Linked DNA regions of Mus musculus: all the other regions are linked to region 2. Evidence: chromatin loops called from intact Hi-C (ENCODE). Cell type or tissue: left cerebral cortex. All regions are shown on one strand. Each heading gives the region's core, and the rest is flanking DNA. Links, peaks and the distances in the headings are about the cores only.

Evidence for each region. Hi-C counts contacts between places; a loop is a spot of excess contacts. Peaks named below come from ENCODE experiments on the same cell type or tissue, not always from the same donor. Only the 100,000 strongest peaks of a DNase experiment are listed, where the experiment ranks them.
Region 1: it touches region 2 in a loop (2.9-fold over the local background); 10 of 42 quality-filtered maps call a loop at or near these places.
Region 3: it touches region 2 in a loop (2.4-fold over the local background); 2 of 42 quality-filtered maps call a loop at or near these places.

Annotation. Positions count from the first base shown.
Region 1 is chr10:37,009,398-37,017,276 of GRCm38, reverse strand. No RefSeq gene overlaps it. Among named protein-coding and RNA genes, the nearest start is that of Hdac2, 39 kb to the right of the region's middle. In left cerebral cortex, for the core only: a CTCF peak has its summit at 2,834 (motif pointing left); a DNase peak (open chromatin) is centred at 2,803.
Region 2 is chr10:38,550,655-38,558,533 of GRCm38, reverse strand. No RefSeq gene overlaps it. Among named protein-coding and RNA genes, the nearest start is that of Gm22911, 61 kb to the left of the region's middle. In left cerebral cortex, for the core only: a CTCF peak has its summit at 4,136 (motif pointing right); DNase peaks (open chromatin) are centred at 3,257, 4,260 and 4,530; H3K4me3 peaks cover 555 bases; H3K27ac peaks cover 986 bases.
Region 3 is chr10:38,844,820-38,852,698 of GRCm38, reverse strand. No RefSeq gene overlaps it. Among named protein-coding and RNA genes, the nearest start is that of Rfpl4b, 27 kb to the right of the region's middle. In left cerebral cortex, for the core only: a CTCF peak has its summit at 3,376 (motif pointing right); DNase peaks (open chromatin) are centred at 3,381 and 4,361.

The DNA.
Region 1 (7,879 bases), core at 930-5,929, 1.5 Mb after region 2:
GCTTCCTAAATACATGGCTCCTGCAGGGCTTAGGTTTTGCTTAAGACCTCTCTCTCTCTCTCTCTCTCTCTCTCTCTCACACTTTTGCTCTCCCCCTCTCCTCCTCCTCCCCTTTCCCTCTCCCTTCTTCTCTCCCTTCACCCCAATCTCTTTCAATCCATAATTACCCCAATCTTCTTACAAACTTCTGTCTCTTGCCTGCACCCTGAGCGCAGGTAAATTTTGCTTTCTGATCTTTGTATTTTCTCAATAGCAACACTCAGTATAGTCCACCAATCACAACTTTTTTTTTAAAAACATTTTTAAAGATTTATTTATTATTTATTATATGTAAGTACACTGTAGCTGTCTACAGACACTCCAGAAGAGGGCGTCAGATCTCATTACGGATGGTTGTGAGCCACCATGTGGTTGCTGGGATTTGAACTCTGGACCTTCAGAAGAGCAGTCGGGTGCTCTTACCTGCTGAGCCATCTCACCAGCCCCACAACTTTTAAAAAGATAAATGTCTATTGAGTAAATGTTTAGATATAAGGAAGAGTATGCCATACTTAACTGCCAATACACAATGGACATAGTGGCACATGCCTGAAATCACAACATTCAGTAGATTGAGGCAGGGGATCACACGTGCAAGGGCAGCATGGTGGGGCTGGGGTAGGGGTGGGGGATAGGAGGAAAAGATTGAAAGACATACTATTGATTTAGGCCATAACAATCTTACAGCATAGGAAAGGCAAAAGCATTTCATCTTTAAATCCAACTGTGACAAACCAGATTGGCTCTCTGGACTAATGAGGACTTAAAGTCCAGAAAGGAATCTGGTTTGTCAGGCTCTGTATAAGGCAGGGAGTGGTGGGAACACATTCCTAGTTATCAGCTAAAGGGCATGCCTTGGACACTTCACCCCCAGTGCAACAATGTTAGGCGGTAGGTGCTAAACTAGGACGAGGGGAAGACAGATGTAAGAACTTTGTCCCCTTAAGTGGTTTTACAGAGTTATTTTAATTATAAATGTCTGTGTGGGTCTTGAATGAGTCTGTGCACATGTGTTTACAGGTGCATGCAGAGTTCAGGAGAGAGCATCAACTCCCAGGGCTGGAGTTACAGGTGGTTATAAGCTACCTGAAATCCAGCCTATTGTATATCATGTTTATTACATTATATTATATTGTATTATATTATATTATCTGTTTGTTTATTTTGAGGTGGAGTCTCTGTACATATCTCTGGCTGATCTGGAACTGGCTTTGTAAAGCAGGCTAGCCTTGCCTTGAACTCAGAGAGATCCACAGGTGTCTGCCTCCCAGGTGCTAGGACTCAAGGCATGTGCCTGCCACCACACCCAGCTCTAGCCTTTTAAATAAGAAAAAGACTTCTGAAATACACGTGAGGTGGGTGCTCCTGACCTTTACCCAGGGTGGGTTGCTTGAGTAGTTGGTATGACATGACTTTCTCACACAGCCTGTAGCATTAAGTGTAAGTTAAAAAAAAAAAAAAAATCGAGCTGGTGCAGGAGGCTGAGGCAGAAGGATTGTGAGTGTGAGGTTGGGCTTCTCATTTTTTTCAAATCGGTGGTTGGTTTTGCTGGCTCCTGGTGGCTTCCTCTCTGGAAGAAAGAGGCCTTTGTCAAGTAGAAGCGCGGTTTGTGTGTTTGCTTATTGTTTTGGGTCAGGGGCTTACTGTGTCCTAGGCTGTCCTGGAACTTGATTTTTCTGTCCACCCTCCTGAGCGCCGAGTAGCACAGGAGGCATCTCACCCAGCTTGGTTTTGATGACATTCACTGCCTCTCCGCACCTGCACTGAGCAGGCAGGCTCAGTGAACAGCTAGTGTTTGAGCTCTGAGTTTTGAGTGCCACATGGCTGAGAAGTGACCCTTGAAATATTGAATTCTGAAGAGAGAAAAAGGTGACGTGTTAGATAATACACAACTGATGCTAGAAACTTATCAATAAACCCAACACATCACAACTTAAAAATATAGACTTAGGTTACAGTCATAGTTTGTTCGCCTTGTTCCTAAACACAAAGCACTGGACACAAGGCAGAACAGCCTTGTTATCTGCTAATAACTTTGTATGTGTGTGTGTGTGTGTGGGGGGGGGGGTTCTTTGTTATTTAAAAAAAAAATATAACATCATATAAGTCATACACCCATTTTCAATATTTAGAATAAAATACTCTTAAATTACTATGAACAAATAGACTATCATCAAGACTGCGCCCTCATTTATTCAGTCCAGACTATGGAGCTCCGGAGCCTAAACCAGGCCTTGTGCTTGGTTGGTGGCAGGCACCCTCCCACCCCTCACTCATAACTCTATTCAAAGATTCAGAAACAGCAGCCGTGGGACAGTGTTCCAGTTCCCTTAAATCTCAATTTCACCATATTACTTGAGTTCCTGGAAGACAGCTCTCCACTCTCCATTATGTATATTAACATGTTCTACATCTGGCCAAAATAAAAATTCCTTCAACTCTAATATGCGGTTCTACTCTACTTCCAACTACAAAATTCTCAAATAGCGATTTGCTATCAGACACAGTGCTTTATGGATATAAACTTGGAAATTAGTGTAAAAATTATCTCATTTACAGAAAAACCTCCATCAGTAACCCAAATTAAACTATACATTCAAAAGAATCTTGGGTTGGGGATTCAGTTGCGTGGTTGGGCACTTTCCTTGCAAGGTCTGGGTTATATCCTCAGATCTAGAAAAGAAAGAAGCTCCTTAGCACTGTGCTTCTGTGTGTTTAAACAACTGACTACTGGAAAACATACACTCTTCAACCCTTGTTCTATAGGGAGACACTGCCATCTTGCGGCAGCATAGTAGACAAGCAACAGAGCAGCTTAGAAGGCTGTGAATTTCCCACTCTAACATTTACATTACTATGACCATAAACAGTAATCATTTTCCTTGACCCACTTGACCATCTTTTCCTTAAGATTATAATTAGTCAAATACGAGGAAATTAGTATTTCTATAAGCTTGCCAAAATTTATTCATTTCCTCCAGGAAACGAAGCCTTGGAAGACTGCTTCTGTATGTACCATTATCTGTTGATATGAAATCAGAAAGCATCAAATTCAACAAAAGCTTGAAATCATCCCATCTGATATTGATAAAAACACCTGAAGTGGACGACATTTTTCTCACACCATTCCACAACCCTTTGCCTTCTTACCTTGTTAGCTGCATTACATAGCCATTTACTTGAATATCACAATGAACCCAACAGGAAACATCTCGTTCTCATTTTAAATAACAATCAGAATGACATTTTCTGTACGGATACCATGCAGTTTTTATTACAATTGCTCTGTAGTACAACTTGAGGTTAGGCATGGTGATTCCACCAGAGGTTCTTTTTTTTTTTAAGATTTATTTATTTTTATATGTAGGTACACTGTAGCTGTCTTCAGACACACCAGAAGAGGGAGTCAGATTTCATTACGGATGGTTGTGAGCTAACATGTGATTGCTGGGATTTGAACTCAGGACCTTTGGAAGAGCAGTCGGGTACTCTTACCTGCTGAGCCATCTCACCAGCCCCTACCAGAGGTTCTTTTATTGTTGAGAAGAGTTTTTGCTATCCAAGGTTTTCTGTTAATCCAGATGAATTTGCAAATTGCCCTTTCTAACTCTGTGAAGAATAGAGTTGCAATTTTGATGGAGATTGCATTGAATCTGTAGATTGCTTTCAGCAAGACAGCCTTTTTAAAAATATTAATCCTACCAATCCATGAGCATGGGAGATCTTTCCATCTTCTGAGATCTTCTTTGATTTCTTTCTTCAAAGACTTGAAGTTCTTATCATACAGATCTTTCACTTCCTTAGTTAGAGTCACACCAAGGTATTTTATATTATTTGTGACTATTGAGAAGGGTGTTGTTTCCCTAATTTCTTTCTCGGCCTGTTTATGCTTTGTGTAGAGAAAGGCCATTGACTTGTTTGAGTTAATTTTATATCCAGCTACTGCACTGAAGCTGTTTATCAGATTTAGGAGTTACCTGGTGGAATTTTTAGGGATATATATATATATATATATATATATATATATATATATATATTAGGGTCACTTATATCATATCATCTGCATATAGTGATATTTTGACTTCTTCCTTTCCAATTTGTATCTAATTGCTCTGGCTAGGATTTCAAGAACTATCTTGAGTAGATAGGGAGAAAGTGGGCAGCCTGTCTAGTCCCTGACTTTATTGGGATTGCTTCAAGTTTCTCTCCATTTAATTTGATGTTGGCTACTGGTTTGCTGTATATTGCTTTTATTTTGTTTAGGTATTGATCTTGAATTCCTGATCGTTCCAAGACATGAATAGATGTTGAATTTTGTCAAATACTTTCTCAGCATCTAACAAGATGATCATGTGTTTTTTGACTTTGAGTTTGTTTATATAGTGGATTATGTTGATGGATTTCTCTTTATTAAACCATCCCTGCATCCTGGGATGAAGCATACTTGATCATGATGGATGATGTTTTTGATGAGTTCTTGGATTTGGTTTGCAAGAATTTTAATGAGTATTTTTGTTTTGCTATTCATAAGGGAAATTGGTCTGAAGTTCCCTTTCTTTGTTGTATGTTTATGTGGTTTAGGTATCAGAGTAATTATGGTTTCATAAAATGAATTGGGTAGAGTACCTTCTGTTTCTATTTTGTGGAATAGTTTGAGGAGGATTGGAATTAGGTCTATTTGAATTAGGTCTGCACTAAACTCATCTGGTCCTGTGCTTTTTTTGGTTGGGACACTATTAATGCCTACTTCTATTTCTTTAGGGAAAATGGGACTGTTTAGATCGTTAATCTGATCCTGATTTAACTTTGGTACCTGGTATCTGTCTAGAAATTTGTCCATTTCATCCAGGTTTTCCAGTTTTGTTGAGTATATAGCCTTTTGTAGAAGGATCTGATGATGTTTTGGATTTCCTCAGGTTCTGTTGTTATGTCTCCTTTTTTATTTCTGATTTTGTTAATTAGGATACTGTCCCTGTGCCCTCTAGTTAGTCTGGCTAAGGGTTTATCTATCTTTTTGATTTTCTCAAAGAACCAGCTCCTGGTTTGGAGGATTCTTTGTATAATTCTTTTTGTTTCCACTTGGTTGATTTCAGCCCTGATTTTGATTATTTCCTGCCATCTACTCCTCTTGGGTGAATTTGTTTCCTTTTGTTCTAGAACTTTTAGGTGTGCTGTCAAGCTGCTAGTGTATGTTCTCTATTTTCTTTTTGGCAACACTCAGAGCTATGTGTTTTCCTGTTAGGAATACTTTCATTGTGTCCCATAAGTTTGGGTATGTTGTGGCTTCATTTTCATTAAACTCTAAAAAGTCTTTAATGTCTTTCTTTATTTATTCTTTGAACAAGTTATTATTGAGTAGAGTGTTGTTCAGCTTCCAGGTAAATGTTGGCTTTCTATTATTCATGTTGTTATTGAAGATCAGCCTTAGTCCATGATGATCTGCTAGGATATATGGGATTATTTCTATATTTTTTTATCTGTTGAGGCCTGTTTTGTGACTAATTATATGGTCAATTTTTGAGAAGGTACCATGAGGTGCTGAGAAGAATATCCTTTTGTTTTAGGATAAAATGTTCTGTAGATATCTGTTAAATCCATTTGTTTCATAACTTCTGTTAGTTTCAATGTGTCTCTGTTTCGTTTCTGTTTCCAGGGTTTATCTATCTTGTTGATTTTCTCAAAGAACCAACTCCTCGTTTGGTTAATTCTTTGAATAGTTCTTCTTGTTTCCACTTGGTTGATTTCACCCCTGAGTTTGATTATTTCCTGCCTTCTACTCCTCTTGGGTGAATTTGCTTCCTTTTTTTCTAGGGCTTTTAGATGTGTTGTCATGCTGCTAGTATGTGCTCTCTCCCGTTTCTTCTTGGAGGCACTCAGAGCTATGAGTTTCCCTCTTAGAAATGCTTTCATTGTGTCCCATAGGTTTGGGTACGTTGTGGCTTCATTTTCATTAAACTCTAAAAAGTCTTTAATTTCTTTCTTTATTCCTTCCTTGACCAAGGTATCATTGAGAAGAGTGTTGTTCAGTTTCCACGTGAATGTTGGCTTTCCATTATTTATGTTGTTATTGAAGATCAGTCTTAGGCCATGGTGGTCTGATAGGATACATGGGACAATTTCAATAATTTTGTATCTGTTGAGGCCTGTTTTGTGACCAATTATATGGTCAATTTTGGAGAAGGTCCCGTGAGGTGCTGAGAAGAAGGTATATCCTTTTGTTTTAGGATAAAATGTTCTGTAGATATCTGTCAGGACCATTTGTTTCATAACTTCTGTTAGTTTCACTGTGTCCCTGTTTAGTTTCTGTTTCCACGATCTGTCCATTGATGAAAGTGGTATGTTGAAGTCTCCCACTATTATTGTATGAGGTGCAATGTGTGCTTTGAGCTTTACTAAAGTGTCTTTAATGAATGTGGCTGCCCTTGCATTGGAGCGTAGATATTCAGAATTGAGAGTTCCTCTTGGAGGATTTTACCTTTGATGAGTATGAAGTGTCCCTCCTTGTCTTTTTTGATAACTTTGGGTTGGAAGTCGATTTTATCCGATATTAGAATGGCTACTCCAGCTTGTTTCTTCAGACCATTTGCTTGGAGAATTGTTTTCCAGCCTTTCACTCTGAGGTAGTGTCTGTCTTTTTCCCTGAGATGGGTTTCCTGTAAGCAGCAGAATGTTGGGTCCTGTTTGTGTAGCCAGTCTGTTAGTCTATGTCTTTTTATTGGGGAATTGAGTCCATTGATATTAAGAGATATTAGGGGAAAGTAATTGTTGCTTCCTATTATTTTTGTTGTTAGATTTGGGATTCTGTTCTTGGGGCTATCTTCTTTTAGGTTTGTTGAATAATTACTTTCTTGCTTTTTCTAGGGCATAATTTCCCTCCTTGTGTTGGAGTTTTTCCATTATTATCTTTTGAAGGGCTGGATTCATGGAAATATATTTTGTGAATTTGGTTTTGTCATGGAATACTTTGGTTTCTCCATCTGTGGTAATTGATAGCTTTGCTGGGTATAGTAACCTGGGCTGGCATTTATGTTCTCTTAGGGTCTGCATAACATCTGCCTAGAATCTTCTGGCTTTCATAGTTTCTGGTGAGAAGTCTGTTGTAGTAATTCTAATAGGTCTGCCTTTATATGTTACTTGGCCTTTTTCCCTTACTGCTTTTAATATTCTATCTTTATTTAGTAAATTTGTTGTTCTGATTATTATGTGTCAGGAGGAATTTCTTTTCTGTTTCAGTCTATTTGGATTCTGTAGGCTTCTTGTATGTTCATGGGCATCTCTTCCTTTAAGTTAGGTGTATTAGTCAGGGTTCTCTAGAGTCACAGAATTTATGGATAGTCTCTAGATAGTAAAGGAATTTATTGATGACTTACAGTCGGCAGCCCAATTCCCAACAATGGTTCAGTCGCAGCTGTGAATGGAAGTCCAAGGATCTAGCAGTTACTCAGTCTCACGCAGCAAGCAGGCGAAGGAGCAAGAGCAAGAGCAAGACTCCCTTCTTCCAATGTCCTTATATTGTCTCCAGCAGAAGGTGTAGCCCAGATTAAAGGTGTGTTCCTTAAACTCGGAGATTCAATCTTCTGGAATCCATAGCCACTATGGCTCAAGATCTTCATACCAAGATCCAGATAAGGATCTCCAAGCCTCCAGATAAGGGTCACTGGTGAGCCTTCCAATTCTGGATTGTAGTTCATTCCAAATATTGTCAAGTTGACAACCAGGAATAGCCACTACATTAGGGAAGTTTTCTTCTATAATTTTGTTGAAGATATTTACTGGCCCTTTAAGTTAAAAATGTTCATTCTCATCTATACCTATTATCCTTAGGTTTGGTCTTCTCATT
Region 2 (7,879 bases), core at 1,682-6,681:
TTCCCAAAGAGTCTTGGAGGGGACCCAAGAGCACTGGAAATAGTCTGTAATTGTATGAAGGTTTATGGATCACCTTTGGCCAACAACTCAAAATGATGTAATCCGTTTCTGATACTGGGTTTTTATTTGCTACCATGTGGTATTTAGTTGGGGTATTGACCTCCAGTTATAGAGTATCCCAATTTAAAATACTTTTATATGCATATATGTATCTATTTTACAGTACTAGGTTTTCACATGGCTTTTCAAAAGGTCTTTAGTGGTATTTAGTCCTCTCCATATTCCATGCTCTACTCTTACTATCCCCAACCATTTAATCTTTCCTGGATCATCATTCCCCATTTTTTTTTTTTTTGCATTATGTCACTACTGGATTCTATTTCCCATTCCTTGAGTGATTCTCTCCTCCTTTACCATGCTCTCTCACTAGTTTTCTAACATCTGTGAGTATTTAAAGTGGAGCATGCATATCTAAAGAGTCAAAGCTAATATTCACATGAGAAAAATTATGAGTTATTTGTTTTTCTGGGTCTGGATTACCTCACATAGAATGGTTATTTCCAGTTCCACCCATTTACTTGTGAATTTTGGTTTTCTTAACTGCTGAACACATGTCATTGTGTAAATATTCCATATTTTCATTATTCATTGACTATCTGATGGTCATATAGGCTGCTTCCATTTGGCAGAGGACTGATATCTAGAATATACAAAGAACAACAAGAACAACAAAGAAAAAAACAAAAAAAAATTAACAGTCGAACTAAAAATGCAACATTGAGCTAAGCAGAGTTGTCAAAAGTTGAAACATAAATGGCTGAGAAACATTTTTTAAAATGTTCAGGGGTTTGGAGAGACATTTAAGAGTTTAAGAGTGCATATTGCTCTTGCAGACAACCTGGTTTCAGGTGTCAAAACTCACATACTGGCTTACATCTTGTTTGAATAGGTAAGGCCCCCATAGACTCATGTGTTTGAATGTGTGGCCCATGGGAGTGGCACTATTAGGAGGTGTGGCCTTGTTGGAGGAAGTGTGTCACTGTGGAGGTGGGCTTCGAGGTCTCTGAAGCTCAAGCCAGTTCTTTCCTTGATACATGCTGATCAAGATGCAGAACTCTTGACTCCTACAGTGCCATGTTTTCCTGTAGGATGCCATGCTTCTCATCATACTAACAATGGACTAAAACTGCTAAACTGTAATCAAGCTTTAATTATAAGAGTTGCCTTGGTTGCGGTGTCTCTTCACAGCAATGAAACCCTAAGACACAATCCCATCACTCCAGTTGATCTGATGCCATCTTCTGCCCTCCTCAGGCACTGTGTGCACAGACATATATCCAGGAAAACCTTTCATACTCATTAAATAAATAAATAAATAAATAAATAAATAAATCTTATTTTACAAAAACAAACAAGAACAGCAACAATAAAAACCAACCACTCATCAATCATTATCCATCAAGAAGAGCAAATTAAAACCACATTGAATGGCCCCAGTGTGACAAGTGTGAATAGCTCCAGTTAGAATGTATAATTTTAACACTAAACAAACAAATTACAAAACCAAGTAACAGTATGTTGGCATAGACATATAGAAAAGGAAACATTTATGCATTACTGGTGATAGCATAAACTGGTGTAACCACTATGGAAATCAGTGCAGAGATTCTGAGAAAAGCCAGAAATATATTTACCACATCATTCAGCTATATCCTACCCCTAAGCTTGTATCAAGGACTATACATCTGACTGAAGAGAAACTTGCCCATTAATATTCATTGTTATTCTGCTCACAATTGCCAGGAACCATTTGTCATATGTCAAAATCTTGGTTTTGCACTTGGATAGTTAGTTCAACTTTGTATTCTAGTTCCTGGCTTTCACTGGCTTCTGAAATCTCAGGCGCAATGGGAACTGAGATGTATTTTTTGAGATTTGAAGGACTAAAGAGCAGAGTTATTATAGTGAATGAATTCTCTGTACTTCAGTTTTTCTGATGAGGACAAGGTAGTCTTTTTTATATCAAAGTACTCTTTGGTATAGAGAAATATGAGAAACTTGAAGGGTCATAAGATAAATGAGTTAGGTAGGACTGGGCTGGAATTCCAGCTTCTTCAGAGATATAAATTTAACATAATTTAAACTTTGAGGGTCTCTCCACTCTTACTTGTAAGATGAGAACCACATTGTGACATACTGAGAAATCTGTGAGCATTAAGTAAGACAACTATGCATGTTGGATACTATATTGATGATAGTAAATAAATGTCCACTTTGGTGCATTTATGTGCTCTCATAGTTTTGATCAGAAGATGATCTATCTGATTCTCTGGGAAGTTAATAAACCTGCCTTGAGCATCTGATATATGTACATAGGCTCTCTTATGGAGACTACCATTCTCACAAAGTTCATAGACATAAATATCATACGTCACAGCTCAGAGCTTTTAATGTGTTGGGCACAAATGTAGCTCACACACATTAAAGCCTGTATGGTACTGTGGCATTGTGCTCTCTGCAAGTTGGTGCCACAATCTCACTTCTAATGAAAGTATGGTCATAAGCTGACTTCATAGTATGCCATAGCGTTTAGCCTGCAACTTATCACCTCTTCTTGATGCCATCCTAATTTAATCTTGACACTGAAGCATTTACAATGAGATAAAATTATTAATAATGATAATCTAGTCAGGTAAATGATGTTCACTTTCATTTTATCTTGTTCCTTGAACGAGGATGCTTTCTTGTGAAAGGTGAAACAGTGTCAAAGTTGTGAATCATAGTTTCACATTCAAAATAATGAGAAATCATATCTTCCTGCCTTTGCAGCTAAGAGAAGGAAATAGGGTTATTTCCATACGACTCTCAAGAATAAAGAAAAATAATCTGTAAAAAGCTTTACTCATGTCACCTCTCATTCTACTTTGAAGGGACATAACAAAATCAGAAGCAAGATGGGTTCAGTGTATTTGTGTTCACTCTAGAAATGGTAAGACAACATTTATTTCCACCTAGAACTGTCTTGGATCATGGCAGCAGTGTTTTTAAGAGGTCTCATATCTCTCAGAATGCACACAGTGATGTCCAGCATGCCACACAGTTACACAAAACACTTATTCAGCATAAAGTATCTTCATGGGGGCCCTACCGCCCTTACCCCTCGTTTCCACTTTCCACCCTCCAGTCCTCCCTTGGGAAGATGCATGCCTGTTCCATTTATGCTCAGCACCAGTGTTGCCATGGAAACTCTCCTCCTTTTCTCTACCCTCCCCAGTTACCAAGCACAGCTCTGGACTCAGTGCCAAGACCTCCTCTGTACAGACTCAATATTCTTTCAATGTTTAGACAAATCTGTTCGAAAACCTTGTTTACATTTTTTCCCACAACACCATAGCTTCGAGTCGGGGCCATCCATTTCCCATGGATCTGCTTATATTCTGGACATGGTTTCTTTTCTTTTTTCTCCACCATAGCTCTAAAATAAAATTGTATCATTTGGTCTAATTCTTAATAGGACATAAAAGGCAACTCAGGGTCAGAGTCCACCCTTACAGTCAATTTTATCCAGTCCAGAGTAGAATTTAATACTTTTTGTATACTATTTTTTTTTTACTTAAAAAATTTTGTTTAATAAATGCAGCATTAACACATGTTTAAAAACAAGAAACTTTCCTTTAATTAGCTTTAGTTGCATGTTTGTTACAGTCATCTGTGTATCTTACGTTATGCCAGACATTAATTAGTATTCAGATATACAAATAATATGTTGGCTTCACATTGCTTAATCTTACAGGTATGTTTTAGGCTGCACATTTTCTGTAGAATTTAAAAGTCTTGCTTATGGTTTAATTCTTGATTCCTATATTTAATGACGCAATTCACTGATGAAACTAAACCAAAATTAATGTTGTTGTGATGATATTTTATCCTTCTCCCCATTTAAAAATTGCCAGTTATGCCTGCAGAATTCCTAAATGTTAAACGTAGGTTTAGCTTAAAAAAAAAATACTTACTTTGCCTTTTTATTTTAAGAAACTTGAACAGGTCAGTTCAACTCAGTGAACTATGCTGACATTTACATATTTTCACAGTAAACATGTATTTTTAAATCATTACTAGGAAAAAAATACCTCTGATCAACAGAAGAGGGAGCAATATTCCCTCCTTTTTTACACAAAATACTGTGGGGTTGTTTTCTCACCTTTCCCTCCTAAACATAAGCCTCCTCTATCGTAATCTCTGCTGCTGCTTTTCTCTTTCCCTTTTCTAATTTTTTTGAGGGGAAGTGGAGGAGGGGTGCGCAGTGGTGGCAGGAGTAGGACCACCCAGTTCGATCAAGGAATCAAAGGTTAAATTCTTTCTGGTTTGTTACTATCTCTCAGGATATAGTTAAACGTTAGAAATCTTTGTCGTCTGTATATTTTTACTCGCAACAATACTTACGGGAATGAAATGCGCTGCACCTCCTTACAGAGAAGCCACAACATTGCGCAGGCAGTGGAGTGAATGTGAACGTTTTCCAGCTTGCCTGAGCCAGAGACTCTCTCATTGTTCTCTCTCTGAGCAGAGTAGGAACCGCGCACATCTGAATAACAGAGTCTTTTCTGCCTGGCGCAATCCTGGATTGTTACAGTCTAGAGGCCAGCCATGCTGTCACCGGCACAAATTGATTTAACCATCAATTGCTGTGGTCATTAAAGCTGCTAAAAGTCCCCGCCAAACTGATGAATTGCAACTGAATGTGAAATGAGTGTCTAAGTCTTTTTCCCACCACCTCATATCAAAGGCTATTGTATCCTTGCAAAGTAAAGGGTCGGGGGTTCAGGCTGCTGTTCAACAATGGGCTCTGTCAAAGGACAGAGCTCCATTCACACAAGCACTCCCAATTACAGTTTGCTTTCCATACCTTATTGTATGAAATTTGCATCCAACTAATACATTGAATTATTGGCATACTTTGGGTGTCAAAGGAGTCAATGAATGATTTGTCCTTGAAATACATGGAATCCAAAGCAGCTGCTGGTTCTTGTCTTGACAATGGAATGATTCCCTGGTTTTCCAATGCCTGCAAATGGACTAATTTTCTCCCAGCTCACAGTTAGCACTTGTGGAAGCAGTACACAATTTTTTTCCACATTCACAACTGTGAACTCATTTCTAGAGTTTTGAGAGGAGATACAGAAAAGGAATGGTATTGTCTAGCCTAACAATTATATTATAAACTTTAAAAAAATCAGTATAACCTCCATGAGGCCAATCATTTACTACTACTACTACTACTACTACTACTACTACTACTACTACTACTACTACTACTACGACTACTACTACTACTACTACTATTTGTTTGCTTAAAGTAAAAGGATACATTGTAAAATTAAAACCAACCTTACACATATGTTTAAATACCCAGAAGAACTTTTGTTAATTCTTTTAGGAAGATCATAAATAGGAATTTTTCAGATTTTATGATTAAGCTCCTCAAAGTGTTATGAACTGAGCACACGGCACATGTACACATGTACATATTTGTATGTTGGTATAATGTTTACCCAATTTAGCTGATAACTGAGTTTGCAGACATGAGGGATCACTAAACTGCAATCCTCCAGCTTCTGACACTCAAAGGCAGCAAGGAATTCAGAAAACATTGGGTTTGCTCTCCTTGGTGTTAAGTTTGGTTTTTCCTAGCAGATACTCATCGACCGAACATTTCCCTTCATCTTGAGTCTTGACTTTAATGTGTTACATTATTTGGTTTACCTATGTGCTTGTGTATGCAACTTTAGCAAACTCATCATGGCGGTGTTTTCATGGTGCTCTTAGGGGCAGCTCTGTAAGAGAAACAAGCTTTGGGACATCAGAGAAAGAGAGCATCACTTGTAGTCCCAGCAACACATGGTGTTTATTTTCCTTCCATGGTTCATCCTGCCAGGAAGTATTATCAACTGAGCAAAGACCAGATGTGGAAAACAAAATAAGTATGATTTGATGTTGGAGCAGGGGTGAGTTGGGACAGGATGGGAGAAAGAAAGCAAAGCCAGTGGCCACCATAGTGCTACAGAGAAAACGGGACAAAGAGGGGACCTTCACCACAAAGGTCAGAGGTTCAGGCCACACACCTCTTATAATGAATTGGCAGACAGACCCAGGTTTGTGTTTCCCTAGATTCTATTTACCATAGACTGTTAGTCGCCAGTAACTGTGTAGAAATCCATCAGCAAGAACTGTTACATTGGCCTCCAATTCCAAATGACCCTTAAAGAAGGTCATTTGATTCTTATCTCTAAGGATCTTTTGCTCCTCCTCCACTCAAAACAGGGCCATGGGGAGAAACAGCTCCCTTAATATAAAAGAGAACCTTGCATTGAAATGAAAAGCCCTTCTTCAGTTGTTTAGTAAATGATATTAAGTTGCTAAAGAATGTATAAAGGCATATCCTGGGTCATATTCTTATTGTAAGTTTCCTATAAGTGAATGAAACAGTAGGGTATGTTAACTTTTTAAGCCCTATAATCAGATTAAAATTTTAGCTTAAATTTTTAACTATTTGTATCAAGTCATTACAATTATTACTTATTTAATTAGTAATTTATTGGATATGTACTTTAGACAGTTTGATGAGTGTTTTAGCATTATTTCTTCAAACTCAAGAGAACAGTAAACCTGCCTGCTTTAATTTTTTAAAATTCAAATACATATAATTTGTGCTTTGGGAAAAGTGCATATAGCCAATTAATATAATCTTTCAGTACTATTACAATGAGATGTACAAGACATATATTTACATCCATTTTATAGTTGATGGAAACTGAGTATTAGAGTCTGTTAATGGGTGCTGGAAAGATAGAGGAGGGGTTGAGAGTGCTAACTATTCAGACATGAGACAATAGTTCAGATTCTTTTTTTCTATTAGATATTTTCTTTATTTACATTTCAAATGTTATCTCCTTTCCTAGTTTCTCCTCAGAAAATCCCCTATCTCCCTTCCCGTGCTCTCCAACCCACCCACTCCCATTCCTGGTCCTGATATTCCCCTATACTGGGGCCTGGAGCCTTCACATGACCAAGGGCCTCTCCTCCCATTGATGACCGACTATGCCATCCTCTGCTACATATATAGCTAGAGTCACAAGTTCCACCATGTGTTTTCTTTGATTGGTGGTATAGTTCCAAATAGTTCAGATTCTAATAGCACCCAGGTGGCAAGGCAAGAGTCCAGTGTATGCCTGTAGATTTAGATTCTAGGAAGGTAGAGACCCTGGGATCAGTGGTAGTGGCTGGCTTCTAGCTGAAAGGGAGAGTCTCAAAAGGATATGTAGAGAGTGATAGGGAAGGGTGAGTACCTGACACTTTGGACACAGGTGCATGTTCTGTCACACATACATGTGCACACACCACATACTCATGACGCATTCGCACACTCAAATAGATAAAGATAAATAAATAGATCTTAATTTCTACCAATGTAATGTTCAATAATGAGAAAGTATAAATTAGAACCTTGGTTATGTATATGGAAAGTCCATTCATTTTATTGCAGTGTTTTGTAAATAATTGAAGATTGAAGTGTGATACAGATAATAGTGACCTGGTATATCTTTATTGGACCTTTCATTTGATCTACTGTGTACATTTTTGTACCTTTAACATTTTTATTACCTAAATTCATTCTTTGACAATCTTAGTTATATATATGATATCGTTCTGATTACTGTTACCCACCTTTTTCTGTCTCTCTCTTATTCCTGTTAATTTCCCCTTTCCCTACAAATTCCTTTCCTTCCTTCTGTTTCTTCTTTTGTTTTACTTTATGACCCACTAAGTTTAAGTAGAGCGTTCTCTATGGTCATGGATTTGGAACTGGCCACTAGAGTCT
Region 3 (7,879 bases), core at 930-5,929, 290 kb before region 2:
ATAAATTTGAAAGAAAACCTTCATGGTTATGTGGACTAGTTGGGAGCTATTAAGACAACTCTATTGTCTTGATCTCTGAATTGGGCCTCTCCCCCCGAGAAGAAAAGGGAGTCAAAAGCGGGCCACCGACGCACCGTTCCGAGAACAACCACAGAATGTTCCAGCCCTAAGTCAGCGCCAGATGTCCTGACCACAAGATGTACCCTGATACCACCAAGTTCCTGCTTCCCCATATAGTTGCCAAAAAAAAAAAAAATTCCGCTGCCATCCCTCCTGCTGAGAAGTATTTCCTCCTTTGCTTGTGCATTTCCATTGACCCATTCCTCCTGCTGAGAAGTACTTCCCCTTTTGCTTGTGCATTTAAGCTTTGAGCCTTGCTGAATACAGTGACACTTCCTGCACTTGGTGTCCGTCTCTCCCTCCCCCCATTTGGTTCTTAGGAGAAGGTCCCCTCGAGACCCTCAATAACTGGACCTGCTGGACGGGTCAGTTGGGGACCCAGAGATTCAATCACCATAATGAAGACAGTGAAGAGACAATTCATTATCTCTACTACCACTAGTTTTCTTTTACAACAAAGTAAAACAAAACCAACCAACCAAACAAACAAACAAAAAACCCCCAAAACAAAAAATCCAAAAGAAACAAAACAAAACAACAAAAATCCAAAGAATATCTTCATCTCTATTACCCTGACCTTAAAATTAGCCTTTGAACTTCTCTAGTTGACATTCACTCAATTTCCTGTCCAGTGCTGGTGCTCTCTTAGCATTCACCTGACTAGGGCTTGCTTTATCCTCATCAAGAATCAAACTAGGGGCCAAGAGAGCCCCTCAGTTGTCCTTCTGAGATAAGAACCCTGAAACCCCATTACAGTATGTCCAGTGCTGACAAAGAAATCGTGGAGGAGTCTTTAGAAGGTTAAAAAAAAAAAACTTTATAACCATGTTAGTTGAACTGGATGGGTCAGGATGGACTCAATTTCAAACAATATGGGTTAGTAGGTGATTTGTGTAACATACCCAGTGTAAATGTGGTAGCAGGAGGTCAAAGACATTAAGTGACACACATCCTGGTGGTCAATACAAATAAGAATTAAAAAAAAACAAAGAAAAAGAAAGCATACTTATTTCTAGTTGGGTAAATGCTGAGCAAATGGCAGTAAATGTATGAGATGCAGAGATAAATTCCCCATCTTCCATGTAACCACTGTGGTAACTAGGGAGGCATCTACATGCTAGAACCATCAATCCTTCACACATGCTATTTCTTACATCTCTATAATTTCTTGACTCCCAGTTTACATCTGGAGAGAATTAGTCTGAAAGGTTAAATACATTGCCCTGGGTCCACATAGTTAGAAAGAGATTCCTGGAAACCAGACTCTCATCTCCAATACTGAACTTGTAGTTTTAATTTACTTCTAACTTAAATTTAATAAAACCTCTAATTTTACTACTAAATTTATAATAATAAGTCAACAGAGCAAATATCTGACATTGACCTAATCAAGGAATTGAATGTTAGAATGTGTCTGATGGTTGCCAAGTAGCTTCAGTGGAAAACCACATTATGGTATAGGTCTGACTTCAGCCTTGCCACCACTGAATGGCATTCAGTACACAATTTTACCACCATTTTCTCAAACCCTCCTAGTCTTAGTGAAAATAATACCAGACCTATATACCCCATATAAGCTTGGATTTGCAATCTTTCTAAGGGAGGTTAAGGATTTTAGTTATCCTCCATGTGTTAATTCAGTGTTTTAACTGTGTTAAGAGATTCTCATTTGACAAGTTAGCAAAAGACAGCTATATTTTTGGAATGCATTCTTGTTACTCATGAAATTGTGTCTTTAAAGAGTCCCCTCAATCTTCAGAGGAGAAGACTAAGGATAAGACCAAGAGTGAGCAGAGGAACACCTACCTCTTTTTGAGGACCTTTTTATTCTCTCCTCTTTTCCCCTTGCCATCCAAGACACCCGTTTCTTCCTCTTTCCCTCAACCTGTGCCCTCTTTTCCCCATGCCCATCAAGACTCTGGTGTCGTCTTCTTCTTCTTCTTCTTCTTCTTCTTCTTCTTCTTCTTCTTCTTCTTCTTCTTCTTCTTCTTCTTCTCGAACTCAGAAATCCACCTGCCTCTGCCTCCTGAGTGCTGGGATTAAAGGCGTGCGCCACCACGCCTGGCTGACATTCAAACTCTTAATGCATAGAGCTTCTCTAGCCTTGGCTGGCAGGCAATAGCTCAGCATTATTATGTACCTGTGCCTGTGTACACAAGACATGGCTTGCAAACAGCTATATTATCTTGAAGACCACCAGAGACTCCGGTTGTAGCCTCCCCCAGCCTCCAAGCAGGCTGAGCCAGAACTTGACCTTGCTGCCACTAAGGAGATTACCTAGGGTGGAGCCTTCCTCCCTAGATCACTCTATTGTTCAGCCACTGCTACCTGCTGAGAGGCCTCTGAGCTATTCCGGAGACTGCACCCTATCCTGCAGCGTTGTTGTCACCTGCAGCTGGTTCCAGGCTCCAAGAATGAATTGGCAGGAATGCCCCCCCCCCAACTCCGTTTATAAGTGCATTTGCCATTGAACATTTGAGCTTTGATCAGGAATCTTGACTTAGCTCCATTGCCTAGTTCCCTTGTCTTTTCAGCTCCCGCTTGCCTCCCAGGTGAAACCTGGTTCATGTGAGCCCCGTGTCGGCTTCCAACATCGGGTAGTTCTGGTGATTTGGTGAGTTGGATGTACTATGCATCCCATCAAAATTTCTTGCTTTGTTTATCTGTACTGTTTCCAAGCTCAGCTAAAACGCTTCCTGTGATGGTTCAGTATCATGCATCTCTCCTCTTCTGTGGCATCATTGTTGCAGAAGACTGGCTGGAAGTTAGGTACTAACATTAAAGAAGGAGAGACTGGGCCAAATGTAAGGCTTGACTTTAAATAATTGATGTCTGACCGTAGCAGAAGAGAGTCATGCAAACATTCTTTTATAAATAAAACAAGCCTACATGAATATTCCTCTTTCTTGTACAATACATAATTCAGACATCTTAATTAGAATTGTATGCTTTGGGATTTGATTAAAAAGGAAAACAACCTCCAGAATGTTTGTCTGTTCTCAGCGATGCCAAGAATGTAATCACCAGTTTTACAAACTGATTTCCACACAGCAAGGAAACTTCTTGTCTAATTTAATTGTTCAAATCTGAATCCTATGGATCTGAATGCATCCACGGTAATCTTTAATTTGTTTCTTTCTTTTTTTTTTTTTAAAAATAGCACTTGTAAAAGCTCTCAAGGAAAATCATTGCTGTCCTCACCCAGAGGACCAAGCCTCACAAAGAAAGTCGGAAGCCGCAGTTCTAAAGGTGCACAGTAGATGGCGCCCTGCCACACAGATTCCCAGGTGACTCCGTCGGGAGAGGCAACTGACACCCAGGGAGAAGAGGTTAGAAGTCTTAGAAATCACTTTTAACTGAAGCAGTAAACTGTTGTTTTCTAATTGCCTCTGACACCAAAGACCATTAAGCTTATTTAATCTAATCCTGAAAAACAATTACATTTTAAAACTCCCTTTTAATGCCCGGCATGATCTCCTAGTCACCTCATACACTGCCCTCTTCACACTTCACACAAGTTTATTAATTTAATTAAAACCGTATCTCTCTGGTTAATCTATGAGTAAGCATTCTGGACATTCCACAACAAAGTTCTCTCTATATTAAGACTTTATAGTTTGCATTTTTAGCATTGGGGGGTGAAAAAATCTTGAAATGAATGTATAGGTGGGGATATATATACACACACACACATAGCTATTTTTACATACTAGTTACCCTAAAATTTGATAATTACTTAGTCACCTTAACATAGTTAAAATTTTGTCCCCCAGAAGATATAGGGACTTGAGATAATTTTGCAAAAGATTATTAAAACTGTTATTATGTCCATTCAGTAATGATAAAGCAATGAAGTCCTTTCTAATACAATGTTCATTACTAAATATTTGTCAAGGAAGTCTGACTCAGTGAAGCAGCAGATACTTATAAAACGTCTTTAAACTAATAATAGTTATGAGGGGAAAGGAGAGATGTTGCGTGAGAACTGTGCTCTACTGGACACACAGGCACCCTCACACCTTCCCTCCTGTCTGGAGCTGCGTCCTCAGACTGGAGGAGCTGCTCTTACTTCTGTTTGCAGTGTGTGTGGCCCGCCATCCTTTTCACTTGCCACATAACATTTATTTTCCCACTTGTTTTTGTCCATTTAGGTTTTAGATCTCTGTCCAATTTCTGGGGCTCCTGGAAGTCTCACATTGGCTTTTCCTGGCTTTATTCACTATGCTGGCATCTGAGCCTGGCCTAGTTAGGTCAACCCACTGAGTATTATCAGAATTGCTTGAGTTCACTAGAGCTTTCGGAAGGAAGAGTGGTGTGGTTGGCTGCAGAGAGCTTTCTTCTCAAGGCCTGGCGCACAGACTTCACAATACGTTTACTTCCTCCTTTCCTTTAGATGTTGCTGTTTTCTGTCTAAGCCCCTCCCTTCCTTCTTTCACATTGCTTTTTAATGGGCCATCTCAGTCCTTGACTCCCAGATATTAGTTTTGTTTATCTGCTAATCACCTCTAAGTCCATGGCTATTCCAAATCCCTCTCCTGACCTTTGGGACTATGGTTGCTACAGAAGTACTTAGCTCACTGACACCTCTGTAAAATCAAATTTTATTCTTGAGACTCTGAACCTATCTCAGAAATCCCATAGTCATCCTTATAGATATTTAAAATAGATTATTATTATTATTATTATTATTATTTCTTTGTTTTTGAAGCAGGGTCTCTCTATGTAGTCCTGGCTTTCTTGGGGCTTACTCTGTAGATCAGGGTAGCCTTGAACTCATGGAGATTCTCCATTCTCTGTGTCTTGAGGGCTGAGACTAAAGGTTTGTGTTACCACCCCGAGCTTATTTTATTATTTTATATTTATAAGTGTTAGGCCGATGAGTTCATATTTGTACTATGGAGGGCATTAGTCTTACTGGACAGTTGCGTGCTGCCACATGGGTGCTGAGAATTGAACCCTGGTCCTCTGCAAGACCAGCAAGTGAACCCATCCTCCAGCCCACATTCACTTTTGATCCATTTTTCTTCCTCTAAATGATGGCAAGGTCTGTTAAGTTTTGGGAAACCCTTATGTCTTCTCAGTTTCTTCTGCTATTATCTTATAGTCATTGTCATTACCTACTTGGATTTGGGCACCAGCCTTCTAACTTGGCTTTTTGCTTTTAGCTTCCTTCTTTTGCTTTGGACCTTTGAAGCTGCACTTGGATGAAGGCTCATGTAATTAGAGATTTTGTTTTGTTTTCTTGCTTAAGAAAATTCTATGGCTTGTCTCTTTTCTTTGAGTTCCTTGTTCTCATCTATTTGGCCTTGACTTCTATTCTACTTTTTTATAACACCTTTCAAGCACCTGCTTGAAGTACTCTCTTATCTGCCATATTACTCCTTGCTCTTTCTCTACTGTAATATTTACAGAATCTATTATACTATCCAGTTTCCTTGTCTCTATCCATACCAGAGTGTGAGTTTTACAGAAGCAGATACACCGACTTCATTTACCTATTTTGTTTATTCCCTAAGAGCATCCCTCTAATAGAATAAGGATACAAAATGGACATTGTGGGGGACTCCGCGGAACTTAGGAAATTAGTGGGAACAGGTGAGAGGGTGCGCCAGAGAACCGGACAGCTTCTGGGAAAGGCAGAAGCACAGAGCCGCTGAGGCAGCACCCTTTGCGGGCCGCAGACAGCCGGCCACCGTCCGGACCAGAGGACAGGTGTCCGCCTGGCTCAGGAGGCGGCCTCAGCCTCAGCACCAGCGGTCACCATCTTGGTTCCGGGACTCCGTGGAACTTAGGAATTTAGTCTGCACAGGTGAGAGTCTGCACCACAGAAGCTGACAGCTTCTGAGAACTGCCAAAGCAACACAGCTTCTGAGAAAGGTCCTGGTTTGGGCCTTCTTCTTCGGCCAGGAGGAGGTCCAAACACAAGATATCTGCGCACCTTCCCTGTAAGAGAGCTTGCCAGCAGAGAGTGCTCTGAGCACTGAAACTCAGAGGAGAGAATCTGTCTCCCAGGTCTGCTGATAGACGGTAACAGAATCACCAGAAGAACAATCTCTAAACAGAGTCAACTATAACTACTAACTCCAGAGATTACCAGATGGCGAAAGGTAAACGTAGGAATCTTACTAACAGGAACCAAGACCACTCACCATCATCAGAACCCAGCACTCCCACTTCGCCCAGTCCAGGGCTCCCCAACACACCCGAAAACCTAGACCTAGATTTAAAAGCATATTTCATGATGATGGTAGAGGACATCAAGAAGGACTTTAATAACTCACTTAAAGAAATACAGGAGAACACTGCTAAAGAGTTACAAGTCCTTAAAGAAAAACAGGAAAACACAATCAAACAGGTAGAAGTTCTTACAGAAAAAGAGGAAAACACATCCAAACAGGTGATGGAAATGAACAAAACCATACTAGACCTAAAAAGGGAAGTAGACACAATAAAGAAAACTCAAAGTGAGGCAACACTGGAGATAGAAACCCTAGGAAAGAAATCTGGAACCATAGATTTGAGCATCAGCAACAGAATACAAGAGATGGAAGAGAGAATCTCAGGTGCAGAAGATTCCATAGAGAACATCGGCACAACAATCAAAGAAAATGGAAAATGCAAAAAGATCCTAACTCAAAATATCCAGGAAATCCAGGACACAATAAGAAGACCAAACCTACGGATAATAGGAGTGGATGAGAATGAAGATTTTCAACTCAAAGGACCAGCAAACATCTTCAACAAAATTATTGAAGAAAACTTCCCAAATCTAAAGAAAGAGATGCCTATGAACATACAAGAAGCCTACAGAACTCCAAATAGACTGGACCAGAAAAGAAATTCCTCCCGACACATAATAATCAGAACAACAAATGCACTAAATAAAGATAGAATACTAAAAGCAGTAAGGGAAAAAGGTCAAGTAACATATAAAGGCAAGCCTATCAGAATTATACCAGATTTTTCACCAGAGACTATGAAAGCCAGAAGAGCCTGGACAGATGTTATACAGACACTAAGAGAACACAAATTCCAGCCCAGGCTACTATACCCAGCCAAACTCTCAATTACCATATATGGAGAAACCAAAGTATTCCATGACAAAACCAAATTCACACATTATCTCTCCACGAATCCAGCCCTTCAAAGGATAATAACAGAAAAAAACCAATACAAGAACGGGAACAACGCCCTAGAAAAAACAAGAAGGTAATCCCTCAACAAACCTAAAAGAAGACAGCCACAAGAACAGAATGCCAACTTTAACAACAAAAATAACAGGAAGCAACAATTACTTTTTCTTAATATCTCTTAACATCAGTGGTCTCAACTCCCCAATAAAAAGACATAGACTAACAAACTGGCTACACAAACAAGACCAAACATTTTGCTGCTTACAGGAAACACATCTCAGAGAAAAAGATAGACACTACCTCAGAATGAAAGGCTGGAAAACAATTTTCCAAGCAAATGGTATGAAGAAACAAGCTGGAGTAGCCATCCTAATATCTGATAAGATTGACTTCCAACCCAAAGTCATCAAAAAAGACAAGGAGGGGCACTTCATTCTCATCAAAGGTAAAATCCTCCAAGAGGAACTCTCAATTCTGAATATCTATGCTCCAAATACAAGGGCAGCCACATTCATTTAAGAAACTTTAGTAAAGCTCAAAGCACACATTGCACCTCACACAATAATAGTGGGAGACTTCAACACACCACTTTCACCAATGGGCAGATCATGGAAACAGAAACTAAA